Linked DNA regions of Mus musculus: region 1 is linked to region 2. The links are chromatin contacts, found by POLR2A ChIA-PET in ENCODE. All regions are on one chromosome and are shown on one strand. Each heading gives the region's core, a stretch centred on a gene start or an enhancer-like site at or near the end of the contact. The rest is flanking DNA. Distances are from core to core; before and after follow the strand shown.

Evidence for each region. ChIA-PET counts read pairs that join two places held with the same protein, here RNA polymerase II (POLR2A).
Region 1: POLR2A ChIA-PET joins it to region 2 with 13 read pairs in embryonic stem cell. The contact joins the promoter of Ubald1 here to the promoter of 4930562C15Rik in region 2. POLR2A ChIA-PET finds 5 or more read pairs at or near these places in 5 of 5 experiments (Patski and embryonic stem cell).

The regions. Positions count from the first base shown.
Region 1 is chr16:4,876,734-4,882,235 of GRCm38, forward strand. It overlaps Ubald1 (UBA-like domain containing 1), which reads right to left and starts at 3,118. Exons shown (of 3, transcript NM_145359.2): 1 at 2,884-3,118. The coding sequence starts at 3,003.
Region 2 is chr16:4,833,773-4,839,178 of GRCm38, forward strand. 4930562C15Rik (RIKEN cDNA 4930562C15 gene) reads left to right here and starts at 1,644. Exons shown (of 16, transcript NM_030192.1): 1 at 1,644-2,236. The coding sequence starts at 1,817.

The sequences.
Region 1 (5,502 bases), core at 1,868-4,367, 44 kb after region 2:
TACTGGGGGACTCTCAAAGAGTGAGTCTCAGTGTAGAGGGTGGAGACTTCTTAGCATAACTTCCATCTCTGGAGGGATGTCCCTAACACGAACAGCTAGAGGGTGACCCAGAAACTGAAGACTGCTTCCATGACAGCTTTTGGGACAGCTCCTTAGCCACCTGTTGTTCTGAGCTACAGCCTCTTCAAGCAGAAATAGGGCAAAATAGGGGCATACCATCAAAGCTAGAATTGGTGTCCTCCATTTTACAGACAGGAAAACTGAGGATGAAGTGGCTTAAGACCCTGGGCTAGCACGAGGTGGGAATAGGAACAGAACCCTGAACTGGGACTCTAGGCTAACACTCAGGACTGGCCAAAAAGTGTGGTGAAAGAGGACTTGGTGTAGCTGGGCGTGGTGGCGCACACCTTTAATCCCAGCACTCAGGAGGCAGAGGCAAGTGGATTTCTGAGTTGGAGGCCAGCCTGGTCTACAAAGTGAGTTTCAGGACAGCCAGAGCTGTAGAGAAACCCTGTCTCGAAAAACCAAAAAAAAAAAAAAGAGGACTTGGTGTAAAAGCCTGTGTCACTGGGGAAGGGAGCCCCAGGGTGGCCTCAGGGAACCCAAAGGATAGCGTCTGTACTGACCGTATCCTGCCTTGGCCTGATTCAGGAAAAGAGGAAACTGGATGCTGTTGTGAAAGTGCTGGGTGAGCACGGTTATCAAGTGGGTGAGGGGTCCCCTGGAGCCTGCTAAGCTTCAGCCTAGGCAGTACCACTCCTCACTCCAACCCAGAACAGCAGGAGGCCAGGCCAGCCAGCAGGACTGGGAGCCCCTTGCCTCTGATTTCACACAGAAACCCAGGCTGAGACCAGGCTTGCTCTTTTATTTTTCCAGTATATTCCAATGAATTATTCTGGGAATGCCCTGCTGGTGGTGCCCAACACCAGTGTTCCCAAGCAGTGGAGTGGGGATGAATCTGGGGTCACTCAAGGCCTCCTAGCAGGGGCAGCTGCTCCTCTAGCCCAGGACCCCAACATGACACACCCGTACTGTCCTCCAAAGGGCAGTATAGAGAAGAATCTGGCCAACTACACAGAGGTGTGTGTGTGTGTGTGTCCCCCCCCCCTCCCCGCCTCTGCCCCCATTAGCACCTGAATCTGAGAATGTGACCCAGAAACACTGCCTGGAGTATGCTACCAACCAGGAGGGTGGGGGAGGGCTAACCATGAGGAACCCCTCACACCTAGGCAGATGCCTCAGGTCAAGGGGAGCTCACAGCTTATTCTTCACTTTGTACCCGGTGACAGGGAGACTCTGCAAGCCCAGAGCACAGAGAACTTACCCATGTCAGTCAGCCTGTTTCCAGGCTGCAGGAAGTCCCTGCTCCTCCTGAAGACAGTTTTCCCTAATCTTGGTAGCCATATATCTCAGTCCATCCCCCTCCAGCCTGCGCCACACTGAGAGAGGGGCCGAGTCTTCCACACGGCCCATTTCCCATGAGACACCTGCCTGCCTGCCCAGCCTGGGGCAAGGACCTGCAAGCAGAGCCACTGGGCTCCAGCAACTGCCATGAATGTGGTTTTACAAGTTTTACCACATCCAACCCAAGAGACAACAGGGCAGATTAAGACTGTTGCAGAGCTGAGCAGTAAGGCACTTCCCTGGGGTGGGGCTGCAGGGGGAGGGGACAGAAGGCAGAGCGTTCAGGCCTCAGAGGCTGACAAGCACTGCTACCTCCAGGGGTAAGCAAATCCAGGCTAAAGGAAGAAGCCTTCCCTCTCTTGCATAGGGACATTGGCCTGGAAGTCTAGCAGGGAGTAGATAAACAGATCGAAGGCTTGGTATCCAGAGCTGGAAGGGCTACAGTCTTCCCAGCCTGGGGAGGTTCTGATCCTGCACCAGGAAGTTAAGCCTTGGTCTCCACTTCCTGGCTTTTCCTACTGAAAATGGGATGGTTCCCACTGGGAAGCCAAGCTCTGGGGTCTCCAACTGGGCACAGAATACTAGACTGGCTCTGGTTGTGACTCACACATGTACCCACACAGCTACAAGCCAGAGAGTCTCATCTCGATACCCACAAGTGGTGAATGTGGGGTTTTGAGTTAGAGGAACAGAGGCATCTTAGTAACACAAAAGACTGGGCACATAATCCTACCGGTCAAGAGAAACCTGGGAGTAGATGAGAGCCAGACTGACCTTCCCATCTTCTGTCTAAAATGCCCTAAAATAAGTGAACCGTATACAGTACACCATCCCAAGATACAGGTTCCTTTGTCAGGCCCGAGGATACCCAGGTCTTCATAAGGATCCCGCCCCGGTGACACCTTTGGAGTGGGCTACACACATACAGACTCTCGTAATTTACTCTGAGGATCCAGCACACCACCCATACACTCCATGACGTATATGAACATACACCGCACCATACCCAGCACGATTACCATCAGCAAACCACCACCTATGTACACGCTGCACACACACACCAAACATGACACAAAGGTATCCTGTATCAGACACGCACTCGAGACGGGCTTTGAGTCCGCACACGCGCCCACATGCCCACAACCTTCGATGTGCCCTGCTGACGCCCAAGCGCGGTGCGTGCGTAAATACAAATCCACATGTACGTGTGCGCACTCCCGCAAACCGCCCACCCGGCACACCGACCCTGAGACCGCTCTCTCCAAGCGACTCCGCCTCCGGCACGGCCCTGGGCGTCTTCCAGGCGGCTGTCTCCTCCTCAGCCGTTACCGGGACCGGGGGGGGGGGGGTGTTGGGGGAGGGTATCCAGTCCTGATAGCGGGGTTTCCGGGGCTCTGGCCTGGCGGTCGGTGATGCCCGCAGCCGGCACCCCGGCACGTGTCCACACCGCCCGCGCCCGTCCCCGGTTCCCCTACGCACCTCGAACTGCCAGTGGGCCGCTTGTAGCAGTTGCTTCGCCTGATCGGCCGCACAGCCCGCCGTCAGCACGAACTGGTTGATCATGACCTGGTGTTTGAGCTCGTCCATGTTCACGGACATGGCGCCGCCGTGCAGCCCGCTCCGGCCTCCCTGCGCGCTAGCCTCACGCGTCCACCATTAGCGAGCCGGCCCCGGCTAATACAAATATTTACTGTGCGCTCTGACTCACCGCGCCTCGCTGCCCCGCGGCCGGCGAAGCATGCTGGGATGTGTAGTCCGCGACGCCCCCGCCGAACGGACCGGGAAGGAGCGTGGACGCCCTCTCCCGAGCGATCTCAGTGGGGCGCGCAGCCCGTGCCCCAGGCTGAGAGGCGAAGTTGCGAACCAGGGACCATTGCACAAGCTTGCCTTATCACTGGGCCCTGGAGGTCCTGTGTGCTGCTGTGCTTAGCATCACAATATTAATAGGCGCGCTCTTAGGGGACTCTCTGATAGCTTTGGTCCTACTCCACTGCCCTAGGCTGAAACACTCCTAAAATCCTGAGACTTAGAAAACGCTCGGTATCGCAGAGCATCTGCCTTTCAAGGCGCTGCTAGAAATCACCACCTCCTGGAAGCATTCCAGAGCTCGCAAGGCATCTTTGCCTAACTCTTGGCCAGTCGTGCAGGAAGAGCGTCTTAAAAAAAAAAAAAAAAAAAAAAAAAAAAAAAAAGACAGCCCCTGCTCCGGAGCCTTGGCGTCCCCTTTCTTTCAACTCCCACTTTCCCACGCAAAAGAAAAACTTCCAGCAGCCTGCTGGCAAAAGGACCGCGCGGAGCACGTACAGAAACGGCCACGACTGCCATTCCCACAATGCCCCGGTTTATTTGCATCTTTCTGTCCCAGTGACGTCACCTGAGTGAGGTCGCGACTGTACCAATGGGCCGTCACGGGGTGTTAGGACCTGGCCATATAAGGTAAACAAAGCTGGCCGCCCAATGAGGCGGCGGCGGGGGCGGGCGCATCACGTGGCGTGGGGGCGGGGTCGGGAGCTGGGTGCGTGATTTCGCAGGCGGTGTTTACAGCCCCGCACATGCCACTTCCGGCTGACGTCGCGGTTGGTAGAGTGGCCGGTCGGACGTGGAAGAGTCGCCCAGAAGCTGGGGGGAGGAGAGGGCTGGCGTTGTCTTCTCGGCTGAGAGACGTTGCCCGGGTTCTTTGCTCTCACTGGCCTCACCTTTGACCTGGCCCCCTGTAGAACCAGCCGGGAGGGGAGGCGTTAGGTCCGAAAGCTTCATTATAGCGACACTGCCCCGAGGAAGTAAGCGCAGGCCTCGGAAGCCAACTGCGGGCTCTTGAGACGTTTTGATACACCTGATCCTTTGTTCTCGCTAGGACCGCTGAGGCCGTAAAGGTGTGGGGCCCAGTTGATACCTAGGGAAATGGAGTTCTATCTTGCCCTTCACTCCTAGGGGCTCTCCGATCGGGTGGCTGGAGGAAGATGGGAAGGAGGTGGGACTGAAAGATCCTTAGATAGGAAGAAAAGGAGGAAGAAACGAGGACGGGGAGCTTGGAAGGCTCTGAGTTATAGCTGCGAGTTTAGTTTATGGGTAGCAGCGGGACTAGTGAGTGTCTCCCTTTCTTAGACGTTTTGCCCATCTGTCCACACGAAGTAAGATTTCAGCCTCTTTGCTGCCTTTTGGAGAAACACTCAGCAGTAGTCTTTGCATATCAACAGTACCCCAATTTTTTTGCTTTTGCTGAGAATATGCCTTTATTTCTAGGAAGCATCATGCATGTGCTTTTGTTTGTTTGTTTTCGAGACAGGGTTTCTCTGTGTAGCCCTGGCTGTCCTGGAACTCACTCTGAACTCAGAAATCCGCCTGCCTCTGCCTCCCAAGTGCTGGGATTAAAGGTGTGTGCCACCACGCCCAACTATGCATGTGCATTATTATAGGCAAAACCAGCACACATGGAGATCACAGTAAAAGGCCGCTCTGATTTCACTGTTGCCATGGAGACTGTAACAAAGTCTGAAGGAAGGTGGGTAGGTTGTAGCCAGACAGACCTGGATGGCATTTTTGACTGTTGTTTCTTCGAAGTTCCACTCTTGTGTGGGAACTCTCCTCACTGTGCAGTGTGGGATGGATGAGCATGACAGACCTAGCAAAAGGCCTGGTACTCTGTGTACAAGACTTGGCATGCATCTCTTCTCGAGTCCTGCGTTAGCTACTGTAGGGAGTGTCATTCCCATTTTTATAGTAAGCAAGCTGATGGTGGATTTCCTTATACTTGTGACATTTGGAGCTAAAGAAAAGACCAGGCACCCAGTGAGCCAGCTATATCTTTCAGGCAAAGGAAGCTGAGTATTGGGTCGGGGGATCTTTTGTTCATGGATGTAGGATCACAGACAGGCACACCCTTCTACCTTATCTAGTCACCTCAGTGGCTTGCTCAGCCCAGAGAGAGCTACTGCATGCAGGCCTTGCACTGGCAGAACAAAAAGCTGACAGAAGGGAAGGTCACCCTGCCAGGTGATGAGTTACTCCAGCTAGCTTGTTTTTCCCAGCCGTGGCAGGGAAAGAAAACAACGTTGTTTTCAGCCACTATTTGCTTGGCTGGAGGGTGGACTTTGGATT
Region 2 (5,406 bases), core at 394-2,893:
TAAATATTGTAACACATGACTTAGGCCACAGAGACATAGTCCTAAGTTAATAAACTCAGTTCTGTCCTACAGGATCACTTGGAACCACCTGCAGTTGAAATTTGGGGGTACTGTCTCAATGCATCAAGACAAAATGTAGCCTGTGGATGTTTGGCCACCCTTCATAATGCAAGATGGCCAAAAATCCGATACTGGTGACATTGGATGAATATGCCTGACAGAGCTCATTAGTCATATGGACTCACAGCCCATGTGAGGACATGCAGATAGATGTACTTGGTTGCACAGAGAACCAGCAGGCATGTGGGAAGCAGCCTTTGTGGTGGCTGGGGCATAATGTACCTTCAGCTTCCCACTGAAAGATGTGGTGGGTTGTTTAAATATTTTCCAAGAGCTGGTATGAAGAGAACCCAAGCAATGAAATAGGCAAGTCTGAGCATAGCTGATCTGACCGATGGAGGAAGTAGCCAAACAGAGGCCTTTTCCCCTTGGGTGAGGCATTTCTGTCAAGAGAAGTCAAGAGCTCTATGTAACTCAAGTATAAAGGCAGCACTTGAAGTTTTACATCGCTCAGCATAGTGGGGACCCTAAAGGCATTCATTAAAGGGTATGGGGTGGTGAGATTGAGAAAGGGCTCAGTGGGTAAAGTGCTCGCCGTGCAAGAATGTGGATCTGAGTTCAGATCCTTGGCATGTGTGTAAAGGGTCTCCAGCTTGCAGACAGTTTGTCACGGGATGTCAGTCTCCATAACCACAAAAGGCAATGCTCATAAACAGCTCATGTGTCTCCATCACTGCATTCTGGTTTTGTTCTCTCTGGAGCACCCTAAGGCACACTTTAGAAGCCCACAGGTTTTTCTTTCCTCTCTTCTCTCTTCTCTTCTCTTCTCTTTTCTCTTCTCTTCTCTTCTCTTCTCTTCTCTTCTCTTCTCTTCTCTTCTCTTCTCTTCTCTTCTCCTCTCTTCTCTTTCCTCTCCTCTCCTCTTCTCTTCCTTCTCTCTTTCTCTCCCTTCCTTCCTTCCTTTCTTCCTTTCTTACTTTCTTTGTTTTGTTTTTCAAAACAGAGTTTTTCTGTGTAGCCTTGGCTCTCCTGGAGCTCACTCTATAAGTGAGGCTGGCCTCAAACTCAGAGATCTGCCTGCCTCTGCCTCCTGAGTACTAGAATTAAAGGTGTGTGCCACCACCCAGGCGAGCAATGATGCCCAACACTCAAGAGGCTTTATCACCTGGGCTACTGGAATGTACGACACTTGGATACTAGAACATACCTTGACTTTCTTACCTGATCTTCAGGGTGAAGTGCCTGGGTGGCTGGTGGTGTCTTTGACCACATCCAGAAATGAGCTTAATTCTTTAGGCTCTTTTCTTAAAACCTTGGACCTTCTGACTCCAAGAAAACTGTATTCTGTCCTGATTCCAGAGACTTCCAGGGAAACTTCCTTTCCCTCACCTCTCTGTGTCACTTAGAGGCATAAGCCTTATGTAATCAGAGGGCTTGAATGAAAGGCTGCCATTCACTCCTTAAGCACTTGTCAAATATTAATTGAACACCTCCTCTAGCCAGCTCACCTATGAACACCCACCCCACCCTGGGTTCTCGGAAGCATGCCCACTCCACCATGTTCTCTGGCATCCTAGCAACCAGAAGCTCTGGTCTGAGCTCTCACAAGGACAGAGGCCATTCCTTGCTGACCACTGTGACTTGCCACCCCAAGCCTCTCAGGACCTGTTGGTGTAGCAGTTCAGATAATTGAAAGCCGCTACTTGTCCCCAAGGACACCCAGAAGCCTTGCCACATCAACTGACCCCCCGGCAGGATGAGCTTCTCAATCACATTCACCGAGCTGGTCAACGTAGCCATCCCACAGTGTGGGGTCGTGAACTTCAAGGCCCTTCATCTCCTGCTCCAGGGCATCCTGGAGCACATCCAAATCACTGAGCTCAAGAAAGTTCTTTCAGGGGAAGAGGACTTCCTTCAATCCTCACCGGCTGTGTTTATACCCAGGGAGGGAGATGCCCAGCCTGTCATCAACCCAATGAAGAGGCTTAGCAACATCTTTGACCAAGTAGTAGACCGAATCGAAAAGATAGAGTCCAAACTGGCTGAGATGCAGGACATACCCACCACCTCACAGCTGGTAGAGGAGAGCTATGGGGACAAGCGGCCTGCTGAGGAGATGTGGAATAATATCAAGATACAGAAGAGGATAGAGGGCAACGAGAAAGCCACAGAAAAGGTAAACCCCCCTTCTGGAGAAGCACTCTAGACCTTGCCTCCTCCTAGACACCATGTCCCCTCTTCTCCCTTGGGATGGGATATATCCACTTATGGAGAGTAGGCAAGACTTTGTTGAACAAAATTGAGGTTCCAAGCTTTCATCCTTAATTGTATACTGAGGAAAGAAGCCAGATACAACAGACAACATAATTAAAAACCCCGTTGTTGCAAAATACCCTGAATAGGCAAATGTTCACATCTTGAAGGCAGACTGGCAGTTTCCAGGAGACAAGGGAGGGGCACAGGGCACGGCAACCAGTTGGATATGGGGTTTCCTTCTGGAATGATGAAGATGTTTGAAACTCCATCAAAGTGAAGGATGTTGAACTTTGTCTATGGTGTCAACACCACTGAATTGTTTATTTGAATTGTTTATTTGAATTTGGACTGGGGAGATGGCTCAATGGGTAAAGTGTCTGCTATATAAACTTGAGTATGAGTTCAGATTCCCTGAACTCATATAACAGACAGACACAGTAGCCTGTCTCTATAATTCAAGTTCTCCTTCTAAATTTATTCCTTCCCTTTCTTTCTCGTGTGTGTGTGTGTGCGTGTGTGCATGTGTGTGTGTGCATGTGTGTGCGTGTGTGAAGAAACCCTTGGAGGAAAGAAGATGGTATCAGATCTCCCTAAAACTGGAATTATAGCTGGTTGTGAGCCACCCAACCTGAGAGCTGGGACCTGAAGCTAAGACCTTTTTAAGAACAATACAAGCTCTTCATTGCTGAGACATCTTTCTAGGCCTAATTCCAATTCAATTATAATGAGGAGAGAGAGGAAATTTCCCAGAAATCAAGGGCCAGCTAGCCTGTCAATCAGCAGAAATGAGGCTCTGCCTCAAAAAAGGTAGCATGAGAGGACTGACATCTAAGGTGTACTCTGGTTCCTGTATGCACAGCACACAGGTACCCACACTTACAAGCATCATACACAAACACACAAAGATCTTTTTTGTTTGTTGTTTTTAGTTTGATTTTTTTGGGGGCAGGGGTTGGGTGTTGTTGTTGTTATTTCAATACAGGGTTTCTCTGTGTAGTCCTTCCTGTCCTAGAACTCACTCTGTAGATCAGACTAACTTGAAACTCACAGAGATCCACCTGCCTCTGTCTTCTGAATTCTGGGACTAAAGGTATGTGCCACCACTGCCTTGCCTCATACATATGTTTAAATGGTGATTTTGGCTGAGGAAGAAATCAGTTGATAGAATGCTTGCCTACATGTGTGAAACCCTGGGTTGGATCCTTAGCCCCAGATAAAAGCATGTGGTGCTTGCTTGTAAGATTAATGTTTGGGAGATAGAAGCTGGGTCAGAAGCTCAGGGCAAATTCCACACCAGCCTAGGTATATGGGACCCCTGGTCAAATAACAACAATAAAAAATATTGTGTCATGTGACTCTTCAGTTTAAAAAAAAAAAATGAGGCTTCATGGTGGTGGTGCACATCTTTAATCCCAGCACTTGGGAGGCAGAGGCAGATGGGTCTCTTTGAGTTCAAGGCCAGCCTAGTATACAGAGTGAGTTTCAGCACAACCATGGCTACACAAAAATCAATTAATGTGAGGATCTACCATCAGGAAGACACTATAGTGATCATGATAATAGGAGCGTCAACTTGGCAAGAGACACAGATAAAATGAATGAATACAAATCCATGAGAAGTAGCTGTGTAATGGGTAGTTATCCCTATTCTGTAGGTGAGGAGGAGCTATAGTTGATACTCAGAAAAGCTCTACAATTTGCTGGAGGCTCCACAGCCAGTCATACTGAAGCCAGGATGAGTCAGTGCTTGACTCAGATGGGATGTCGTGCTCTAATCCTTCCTACTCTAGGATGTAGTTATAGCCACAAGACCAGTTCAGAAAGAATAAGAAAAGAAAACCAGGGGCTGAAGAGATAAATCAGCAGTTAAGAACATTTGTTGCTCCAGTCTTTGGTGGTGGACACGTTTAATCCCAGCATTCAAGACACAGAAACAGGTGGATCTCTGAGTTTGAAGCCAGCCTGGTCTCCAGAGTGATTTCCAAGACAGCCAGGATATACAGAAAAGCCCTGACTCAAAAAAAAAAAAAAAAAAAGAGGAAAGAAAGATCAAAAATAAAAACAAAAGATAAAACCATTTGCTGTTCTTACAGAGAACCTGGGTTCCCATTTCCCAGATTCACAACCACCCATAACCTCCATTCCAATGCCCTGTTCTAACCTTCTAGGGCACCAGGCATGAACAAACATGCAGGGAAAACCTCTACACATAAAATAAAGTGAATAAATATTTAAACTTTTTTAAATGAAAAGAAAAGAGAAACAAAGCCTTTAAGATGGCTCAGAAGGGGCTGGAGAGGTGGCTCAGTGGTTAGGGGCTGGAGAGATGGCTCAGCGGTTAAGAGCACCGACTGCTCTTCCAGAGGTTCTAAGTTCAATTCCCAGCAACCACATGGTGGCTCAAAACCATCTACAATGGGATCCAAAGCCCTCTTCTGGTGTGACTGAAGAGAGCAATGGTGTACTCATATACATAAAATAAATAAATAAAAATTAAAAAAAAAAGATGGTTCATATGGTAAAGCTGTTTGGCACCAAGCCTCACAACCCAAGGTGAACCCCTGGGACCTACATGGTGGAAGGAGAGAACTGACTCCACAAGTTATCCTCCATGAAGTCTCAGAATCTCATGCACACACAGAGAATAATAATAATAAATGTATTAATATGCAACATCCAGGAGTATTTTCCAACCATTTGGAAAGGTGAAGCAAGAGACACTCAGGTTCAAGGCTAGCCTGAAATATCTATCAAACTCAAGTTTCAAAGGCCAAGGGTCTAGCGCAGTGGTAGTACACTGTCCTAGCAAGCATATAGCCTTACGCTTCATCTCCAGTGAAGAAGGATTCTTGATAGGAGAACTGAACTCTCACCCACTGCTCTAAGAAGGTGCAGCTCCTTTGGAACACAGCTCACACAGGTCTCAAGAGGTGAAACAGAAAGTCACCATGTGACTGTGTTAGCAGCCCCACTCCTGGGTATGAAATCAAAAGAACTAAAACCAGATTCAACCAAACACCTGCACACTGGTATACATAACAGAAGCCACCCAAATGTCTCTGAGCTGAGGGCACTTCTTCACTGACCCCA